Linked DNA regions of Homo sapiens: region 1 is linked to region 2. Evidence: chromatin loops called from intact Hi-C (ENCODE). Cell type or tissue: OCI-LY7. All regions are shown on one strand. Each heading gives the region's core, and the rest is flanking DNA. Links, peaks and the distances in the headings are about the cores only.

What was found. Peaks named below come from ENCODE experiments on the same cell type or tissue, not always from the same donor. Only the 100,000 strongest peaks of a DNase experiment are listed, where the experiment ranks them.
Region 1: it touches region 2 in a loop (2.6-fold over the local background); 1 of 110 quality-filtered maps calls a loop at or near these places.

What each region holds. Positions count from the first base shown.
Region 1 is chr1:174,812,994-174,818,382 of GRCh38, reverse strand. The region is part of intron 19 of RABGAP1L (RAB GTPase activating protein 1 like); the gene reads right to left. Among named protein-coding and RNA genes, the nearest start is that of RABGAP1L-AS1, 140 kb to the left of the region's middle. In OCI-LY7, for the core only: no CTCF peak of the experiment used is centred there; DNase peaks (open chromatin) are centred at 2,792 and 3,052; H3K4me3 peaks cover 1,040 bases; H3K27ac peaks cover 3,025 bases.
Region 2 is chr1:174,273,851-174,279,239 of GRCh38, reverse strand. It overlaps RABGAP1L (RAB GTPase activating protein 1 like), which reads right to left. Exons shown (of 26, transcript NM_001366446.1): 9 at 3,305-3,407; 10 at 461-627. Among named protein-coding and RNA genes, the nearest start is that of RABGAP1L, 120 kb to the right of the region's middle. In OCI-LY7, for the core only: no CTCF peak of the experiment used is centred there; DNase peaks (open chromatin) are centred at 570, 2,919 and 4,189; H3K4me3 peaks cover 3,682 bases; H3K27ac peaks cover 5,000 bases.

The sequences.
Region 1 (5,389 bases), core at 287-5,286, 540 kb before region 2:
TCAGTACCTTATACATGACCTCTAGGTACCACTGACACTTGTTCAACTCCTTCCTTCTTGAAAACAAACACCTTTTCCCTTAGTGTTCACAGTCATACTCTTCTGGGTTTCTTCCTGCCTTCTAGTCTCACCAGCTTCTATTCCCTCATCTGTATTTTACATGTGAATGCATCTATCCTCCACCCTTCTCTCTGCTCATTGTATATACTCCGCTATAAGAATTCACCCACTCCCATGGTTTCAATGCTGATGACTCCCAAATGTCTACTTTTAGCTCAGATCTCACTTCAGTATCCACCTGCCTATTGGATATTTATATCTACTTGGATATGAGTTGTGGATATGTACCACGAACAACATATTCAAAAGTTAACTCATTATCTTTAGTGCTTATAATTTGTTCTCTTGTTTGTTTCCTTTCTCAGTGTGATTTCCACCAAGTTGCTTAAGTAAGAATCCTAAGTGCTATCGCTGGCTCTCTTTATCTGCCCTGAGGCTCACATGTAATCACTAAAATCTGTTAATTTTATGTCTTGAATGTCTCTGGAATTCATCCATAATTTCTTCAGCCTATTACAAAAACTCTGGTCTCTTCTCACCTAGATGACTGCAACAGCTCCTGAAATGGTCTGTCACCAATACCGAATCTTAACCCTTTCAATCCATTCCCACACAGCAACCAGAATGACCTTCCTAACAATAACCTGATAATTTATGTCTCCTATTTTAAATCCTTCAGTGCTTATCACTCCCCTCAGGATAAAATCCAAATTGCTTACCGTGGTTTACAAGGCTCTGCACAAGCTGGCTGGCTCCTGCTTACCTCTCTAGTCTTTTCTCTATCTACTCCCCTAACTGCCTCTCCCTCCTTGCAACCTACTCTCCAGTCATGACCTACATTCAGGTCTTGGGCAACTCCATATTTTTTTTACCTATGGGCTTCTGCATATTGTCTGCATGAAACATCCTTCTCCCTGCCTTGATACACTCCTTAACTCCTAATAATCTTTCAGATTTCATTTTAACTCTTACTTCCTCTGAAAAGTCCTCTTGGCATAGTTCCTGGGACACAACAGGCACTCAATAAATAACTTTTCTTTCCTAATTTTCTTCCTTTAGGTTAATGTCAGATTTTGCCTTTTAATTTTGCTCAAATTATTTTACTAATGAAATACAAGTGAAATAAACTAACATATTTTAAAAAGCTCTATTATAAAGCTCTACCAACAGAAAATTTTGGATGATTGTGCTTATGAACTTTGCTACTACTGAAGTCCATCGTAAATATGGTACTTGGAACATTATTCCAAATAAAAATCAACTTAAAAACAAAACAAAACAAAAAAAAAGGACTGACCGAGTGCAGTGGCTCACGCCTGTAATCCCAGTACTTTGGGAAGCCAAGGTGGGTGGATCATGAGATCAGGAGATCGAGACTATCCTGGCCAACATGGTGAAACCCTGAATCTACTAAAACACAAAAAATTAGCCAGGCATGGTGGCGCACGCCTGTAGTCCCAGCTACTCGGAAGGCTGGGCAGGGGAACTGCTTGAACCAGGGAGGCGAAGGTTGCAGGAGGCAGGGATCGCGCCATTGCATTCCAGCCTGGTGACAGAGCAAGACTCCATCTCAAAAAAAAAAAAAAAAGACTTGTTTCTTAGCCTTTGGAGAATAATTCTCAGGAAAAGTTTACATGGCCATAGAGCTAAGCTACATATGCACCTATTTGAGCTGTAAGGAGGCATAAAATACTGAATCATAAATCATAAACCAATCAAATACCTGACAGTTTCTGACCAACAGGAATGGTAATTTCATCAATTCAACCTGATACAATATAAATGGTATTGAATAAAAATATGTAGAAAAACAGGTAATCAGATCAAGAATTATAAAGATTATGTGTATATGCACTTAATAAAGCTATATATTACGAGGCCTGGTGTGGTGGCTCACGCCTGTAATCCTAACACTTTGGGTGGCCAAGGGGGGTGGATAACCTGAGGTCGGGAGTATGAGACTAGCCTGATGGAGAAACCCCATCTCTACTAAAAATAGAACATTATCTGGGCGTGGTGGTGCATGCCTATAATCCCAGCTACTCGGGAGGCTGAAGCAGGAGAATTGCTTGAATCCGGGAGGCGGAGGTTGCAGTGAGCTGAGATGGCACCATTGCACTCCAGCCTGGGCAACAAGAGCAAAACTCTATCTCAAAAAAAAAAAAAAAAAAAAAAGCTATGTATTATGTTACTAAGAAAAACAAAATGCTCATATGTTCATACAAAGAAATTCAAATTTCTGGTAATTCAGAGTCTCTGAAGCCAAAATCCAAGTTTAAGAAGCTCTGCAATGGCAGCATTTTTAACTATAAGGCAAAAATCAAAGTATGATATTTAATAAAAACTGACTCCCTGGGAAAATACAGGATATTCATATTAGGCACTTTAAACATCTTTTATTTAGGTCTTGATTTCAATATTAAAAGTAACCAAATGACTGTTCAAAGTAAAGCCTGATGGGTCAATATGTTTTCTGATTTTGGCCTAGTTGAAACCATAGGAACAGAAGGGTATTAGAATAACTTGGAGTCACATTAGTTAAATTACCAGTTTAGAAGCTATTGAAAATGTTCCTGATATTTAATGTCATACAAGTTTTGGAAAAATAAAATTATTTATCCAATCTAATGTGCTTTATTAACAAATCTTGTTGGTACACTCACAGAAATAAACCACATACAGAGCTAACAAGTTATTTTTTGCTTGCAACTGCTGCATCTATTTTAAAGCCAGTTTCAGTTTCACTGAAATCACTGGTTACAGTTCCTTAAAATTAAAGGAAAGTGATTATTTTGGGGGGTAATTAAATGGGAACATGTCCATTCAAAAAAGACACAACTATATACAACACCAACTTTGAAAATAATTTAAAAATGTTTAAAACTTGATTACTTTTGGCAGAAATTCTATCTTTAATCTTAAATAGGCTATGGATAAGGAGTTAAACTTTCTTGCCTATTCCATGCCTGCAGTCACCTTTGTCCATGAATGCTTTGTCTAACACATAAGTCTCAGTCTATAAGTCCATCATCTCCTAAAATTTCCAACTGCCAGCACAAGCTGCTGTAATGATGGCATGATGACTCACATCCTTACCTACACATGCACTTCCATTATTCATTGTAACACCTCGTCATCTACAGCCTCTCATGGGTTGTGGCAGATCAGAGTGGGGAACGGGGAGGTGGTAGGAACAGTGGGATAGGTCTTAGTGTTTTTTCAAAACTACAAGCTATTGTAAAATCGATTTAGTGGGTTGTGGTCAGCCTTTTGGTTTGGGGATTTTCTTGGGATCCGGGGAGAAGTTTAAAATACAATACAATACAATACAATAGGTTGGGCAATGGTGGCTCACACCTGTAATCCCAGCACTTTGGGAAGCTGAGACGGACGGATTACTTGGGGTCAGGAGTTCGAGACCAGCCTGGCCAACATGGTGAAACCCTGTCTCTACTAAAAATACAAAAATAGCCAGGCGTGGTGGCACATGACTGTAGTCCCAGCTACTCAGGAGGCTGAGGCAGGAGAATTGCTTGAACCTGGGAGGTTGCAGTGAGCAGAGATTGTGCCACTGCACTCCAGCCTGGGCAACAGAATGAGACTCCATTTCAAAAAAAAAAAAGGAAATACAATACAATAGAACAAAAAACATCAGAGTGCCTCAGTGTAAGGGTAAGTATCTCTTCAGTTATGTGTATGTAAGTACGTACATATAGTCATGGTCTTGACATAAAAGCAACCAAAATATAGGTCTTGGTTTAAAAACAATTTTAGACCTTTGGATTGGAGACCTACATTCTAGTCCCAGCACAATCCCAGCCCAATACTGGATGACTTATGTCTTCCTTCTTTCAGTTTCACCTCACATCTGCCTCACAATCATTCACTCTACAATTATATGTTATAAATGAAATGGTGTCCCGTGGATACCGTCTTAAATATCCAAGAAAAAGGCATTCTCCTTAGATAATGCAAAGAAAACCCCACAAAAAACTATTAAAACTTTACAAATTATTAAATTATTAAAAATTTTAAATTATTGAAATCTTATTAAAAGCTTTAAAAATATTCATATTTACCTATTCATGTCCAAAAAATTTATTCTGGTTGTACCCAGCACTTCCCTTCCAGGAGCAGTCCATTTGGATTATATTTTGAACTTGTTTTCTAACATTTTACGCTTCTCCATCTCTCAGATCCCATGTTTCTGGATTGATAATAACTAGCCACCTCCAGGAACTTCATAAATTATATTGGAGAAAAAAATTTTCCCTATACATTTCATGTTTTTCAATTGTTTTCCTGGGTTTCTTTTGTCCTCAGTGACTTGGCAATCCTCTGAGATTTCCCTTGAAAACCTTTAACTTTTCACCTTACCTGTACCTCTTATTTCTCTACTCTTTTATTCTTAGAAATAAATATTTTATTTTAAAGGATGCCTACAACATTGACCCAATTTACAATACTTCTCTCTGGCATCTCCGAAACAATCAGTTGGCTGAAGCCTACCTTTCAAACTCACCACCCACAAAATTCAGTCAAAGGCATCATGCCCACTAGAGTATACTTTCAAAGTTACAAATAAATGTGGCTTACACTTTGGCCAAATAAAACAATCAGTCGTGAAGGCTTTAAAGAGTTTGCATTTCAGAATGAAAACTTCAGAAATCCATCTTTCTTATGATAGCTTTGGAAAATGATCTCTTTGAATATAAAGCTCACTTGAAAGACAAAATAATTTTTTTCTGCCCAGTTACTTACTTTCAGTGTACTTTTTAACTGTACTTTTTAACATTTATAATTTGATTTAAATTTAAAAAGATTGTGTTATACCAAAAAATGTTACAGTGGCTCTGGTGCCTAAAAGAAGTCTGTGTCAAAGTACCTTTTAAGTAATATGCTTAATAAGTTGATGGTGACTCTTATCTCCTAGTTGCGTAGTTCAAAATCAGTGCAATCATTTTAACTCTTCTTTTCTCCTCACACTCACATTTAATATATCAGGAAATCTTATTGGTTCTCTTTCAAAAATACTCAGGTTCCAACCATCTCCATCTCCACTCCATCTCTATCTCCACTGTTAACACCCTGGTTCAGTCTATCATCATCTCTCAAGAGGATTACTCCAAAATCTCCTGTTTGATGTCCCTACTTCTCTTACCTTCCTATGGTTGTTTTTAACAAAATAGCCATTGTGATCCTTTAAAAACCTCAGACAGATCATATCATTGCTCCACTAAAAACCCTGCAAGAGCTCCCTGCTTCACTCAAAGTAAAGCCTAAATGCTTACAATGGCCTACATTTTCTGGCTCTTTGTGAGCATTCCTA
Region 2 (5,389 bases), core at 126-5,125:
TTATAACCTCACTGATGAGTCAAACAAGATGTTCATATAATATTGTCTATCTAATATTACAGGCAGAAATAACTATAGAAATTAGGTATTTCTTAGAAACATTTTCATTAAAATTTTATAAGCATATGATATTTCTGTGCACTGCCTTTTTGGTTTTAAGTAATTGTTTATAAAAGGCAGAAACGTTGTTTTATATGCAGTCAATATTTCTGTTAAGAAGGTTCATACATTACAGGTTTCTAGGGAAAAAGTATGTAATTATTAAACTTGCTGGGTTTTTTTAGCTAATATTACCTAGATGTGACTTTTTCAAACACTCTATTGGTTGACTTCAAATATCATTTGATTTCTTTGAGGAATTGTATTGTTTTGCAACTTCAGGAATTATCTTGGCATTAAAAAAGAAGTGTGGAAAGAAAAATGTTTGTTACTATATATGAAGAGAACAAAAAGGTCCTACCTGTTTCAATCTCATGAAGAAAGTCTCTGTGAAAGTCTTTCTGCTGAAATACCAAAATCGCTCATTTGCAGGGTACACACGGACTACTGTCTCCAGGAGAAAGCGAACAGGCTCCACCACCTCTGTGACTACCATATCCACTGCCACAGTCATGTATACTTGCTTATCTGTAGTAGAAATTTTCTGGGTTTTATGCGAGCTTTATTATTCCTTGTCTACTTTAAACAAAGTTTCCTCACTTATGAAAGAATTAAAGTTCTTTACAATTGTAATACCTTCTATGTTTATTTTTAACTGTTCTATTCACATTTTGATTAAATAAGTATGCAAGTACTCCAAGCATGTTTCTTAGGAACTAATAATCCTAAGTGTTTGTTGTTTTGAGACAGAGTCTCACCCAGGCTGGAGTACAATGGAGCGATCTTGGCTCACTGCAACCTCCGCCTCCAGGGCTCAAGCAATTCTCCTGCCTCAGCCTCCCAAGTAGCTGGGATTACAGGTGCCCGCCACAACACCCAGCTGATTTTTAAAATATTTTTACTACAGACGGGGTTTCACCATGTTGGCCAGGCTGGTCTCAAACTCCTGACCTCTGGTGATCCACCCCCATCAGCCTCCCAAAGTGCTGGGATTACAAGCGTGAGCCACCACACCTGGCCTCATTGAGGTTTTTGAATCTATGGCCTGGTCATTCCATACCATTTTGTAATTTCCTCATTCCTTTTTAAATATTTTTTAAAATTTATTTTCTTTACAATTTTTAGTTCTCTGTTAAAGGAAAGTCCAAATAACCAAGGCCACCACTAGAAGAAACCCTCAATAGTGTTTTTAAATATTATATAACATTCAGATTCATCAACTACTTCTCAAATTCAATAACAATTTTATTACATTCTTACTAAATACAGTCTTACTAAATACACCTGCCAATTCAAGAGAAACTAAAATTTGTTAGACATTATACTTGACCTGGAGGACCTTAGAGAAAGGAGTAAGGAGTAATAACACAAGACAGAATATAACATTCAACTGGATCTTAGTGCAGTGGAAAGATCCAAGACTTTTCATCTCTCAGGTTCTAAACTTCTTCCATAAAAATCAAACTTTATTTGATCACACATTCTCTGAGTAATGTGTAATTTCAAGGACATAATTTAGAAATTTTAAAAATCAGGGCAACATTTTTGTGTGGCATATGAGATAATGTTAAATTTAAAATGTATACTTTGAATCAGAATATTATAATATACTATTATATAGTTTAATAGAATAAATTATAAATAAATTTTCTTTTGTGGACCAAATATATATTTTATTGCAAAATAAAACTAAACTAGGTGTTACATTAAAAACATAAAAACTATTTTTATAACTTGATATGCAAAATTCTTATATTTTGTTCTTCAAAACTGTCAACTGGCTTATTTTTATCATTTTTGTGGCTTCCTTCTGAACAAGTATAAGAAAGAAGTTACAGGTATTTGCAAGCCTGTCTCCAGAAATAACAAATTGTGGGTCTAAAAATTATTTACTGCTAATAAATGAAAAGTTAAATTTTATATAATCTTTTTTTCTGTTTAGCCTTTATTTTTAGACAGCTTAATATGTGATCAATGTATGTGATTTATATAAATGGTGAATACTCTCTTTAAGGAAATGAAAGAATAATTATCATTTTAATGCCCTTCATTAACATATTATATTTTCATATCAGTATTCACGAATGCTTCCTGTCAGTAACCAAAAGTCTACTGTGGGTATAAACTAAATAATATAAAAATTAATGATAAAACAAACTGATCCATTATATTCTAAATATGAATTAATGGTTTAATGACAGTAAAGCACTTAGGGTAGGCATATAACTCGGCAGGTAAAACTTTAAATTTAGTTTAAAAGTAGATAATGAAGGGGCAAAAAACAGGCAATTAACAGCTATCTGGATGAAGTAGGAATGAAAAAACACAATGGAACAACGAAAAATGTGACTATTCAACATTTATACATTCTGTTCAATACTAGACATGATAAATAATATGAAAAGTTAAAAAACTAAGAAAAAACTATTTGCTACAACTGAAATATTTAATATATATTACAAGCATCCCGAAGGCCAAAAGACTGGAGCCAATAATTAATAAATGAAAAACTATAAGTAAACTATAATGCAAAAATAGTTAATAATTTAAAAATATTCAAAATTCTAAAATATTTCCTTTTCATCATTTTCTTTAATATTTCTCCATCACTAGTCTCCACAAATGAAATAACTCTATAGTGGTATATGAAAAACAAAGCCCAAATGCTTTCTCTATAATCTAATAAAATTAATTCAGGCCAGGTGCAGTGGCTCACATCTGTAATCCCAGTGCTTTGGAAGGCAAGAAGATCAGTTGAGGTCAAAGGTTCAAGACAAGCCTGGGCAACAAAGCATGACCCCATCGCTACAAAAATAAAATTTAAAAATTAGCCATGCATGGCAGCACACACCTGTAGTTCTATTTAATAGCTACTCAGGAGGCTGAGGTGGGAGGATTGCTTGAGCATGACAGTTTGAGGTTACAGTGAGCTATAATGCCCCTATACTCTACCCTGGGCAACAGAGTGAGACCCTGTCTCTTAAAATAATAACAATAATAATAATTCACATATCTTTTGGGGAGGATTTTTTTAAATAGTGGAGATTTCCCCCATAGAAGCATAAAGAATAAAAATGAACCTCAAATTCTCAATGAAAGAATAAGTCCACTTTGAGTTCCAAATTTTTTTTAAAACATGACAAGCAACATTGTTCATAATATAAAATGTAAAGCAAACAATAAGGGATCTTTTAAGAAAAGTCACCTTTTGGGGTTTCCTCGTTAAGTGCCAGAAATACTGGTGCATTGGGGTTCCACATGCCAGTGATGACATAAGCTCTCCCATCATAGCTCTTTCCCATGGATTCCTATAAAAATTCAAACAGTAATTACTGATAAAAGACATCAAAAAAATCACTACTTTAAATTACATCTTACTTTAAGCAATACAAATTATTAAAATTTAGATTAACAGTCAAGCAGGAGCTTTATATTCACTGTAAATTCTTTTCATCCTACAAAAGCATTTATTTAAATATTAAATTCTTCTACAGCTTTCTTCAAGCACAGTTTCTATTTAAAGACATGTACCCTTGGATAAAAGGAGGCATATACTTACATGCTGAATCAAAAAAACATAATATTGTTACAAAGTTGTATTTAACTTGATCTTGACACCAATTGTCCAAATCTCATATACACATAAGAATGTATATGGTTTCTATTAAAACAATAATATAGAATTAGCTGAAGACAGTTAAACTGAACTAGTAGCTAATCACAGTAGGGAAAGTTAATATTTTTCTTCTAATATTCTAATTTTTAATGAATTCTTAAAATATTAATTTAGTTTGTAGCAATTAATACCTTTAAAATTAACACTTGTCTATTTTCTATATGTCAGATATTTATATACTTTCTTACAATCATAAATTAGTATTAGGAGACTAATTTTTGGTTTGTAAGCAGCATCCAAGTGTATTAACTCTCTCCCTCTACTGTTACACTTACTCCCTCTTTCTTCCCTTCTCTCCTTCCTCCTCTTCTCCATTCTTTAAGACTTTACCAAGCCAGCTCTTGACTCTCACTAAAAAAGCCAGCAACTCCTATGGCGAAAGCTAGGCTACTTATAGCTTGTGTATATGTGTGTGGAGAGAGGAGGGGTAGAGTTTGTCCCATGAAAGAACAACACACAGCATACAAGTATTTCCATATGCAAATGAACAGTATCTACAATATTTCAGTTTTTGTAGCGATTTCCTCACATTATGAATAGAGACTGTTAAAAGGGTCAGACTAAAACAAAGAGAAAAACTTTTCTTTTTTCATTATTACCCATTCACAGATGTTTCTCTGAACCCCCTATAAAATTGTGTCAGTCATTTGGTAATTACTATGTATATTTTTCTAGTGTATTAGTAATACTTCACTAATCAGATTGTGTAGCTTGAGCGCAGGGACCATGCATTCCAGAGATGAAATACACTCAAGGTCACTTGTAAACGAAACCCTCTCAGCAGCCCCAACACACTCATATGATAATGGTCTCTTTCTCTCCTCTACACACACACACACACACACACACACACACACAGAGTCACCTGTTGCTTAATGATAGGGTTATGTTCTAAGTTATGTGTCATTAAGTGATTTCTTTATGCAAATAGAATACACCGTACTTATAAAAACCTAGATGGTATAGGGGCTACACAACTAGGCTGTTGCTCCAAGGCTACAAACTTGTACAGCACGTTACTGTACCAAATACTATAGCAACTATAACAATACCATTTGTGTACCTAAACACAGAAAAGGTACAGTAAAAATACATTATAATCTTACGGGACGACCTTAAAGTATGGGTCCATCATTCACGGAAATTTTCTTACTCAGCATATGACTGTTATATATAAGTAATCTGGCTATTTCACTGAAAAATATATCTTCATTTATAAATAGGACTTTCCTGTCATGAGGATCACATGATATTTGGGAGTGTCATAGAAGGAGTAAAAGTATTAATATCTTGTTCTAGAGTGCAGAATTAAGACTAATTAGGCCAAGTTACAAGAACTATGATTTCAGGTGATTATAAAAAAATAACTTTGTAATAACCAGAACTGTCCCTTAGACTTTAACATAAGGTAATGAGTTTCTCTTCATTAGAAGTAGTCTAGCTGAGGTTCAATGTCCACTATGAAGATTAACAACACTGGGTAATAACAAATCACAACTGCTAATCATTGCAAATACAAGCCTCTCATTTGCCCAACTATTTGTTGCAAGTAAGCCCCTTCTCTGTCTGAGAGCATGAATGCTCACAACTCTTTTGATTTAGATATGGACTCAA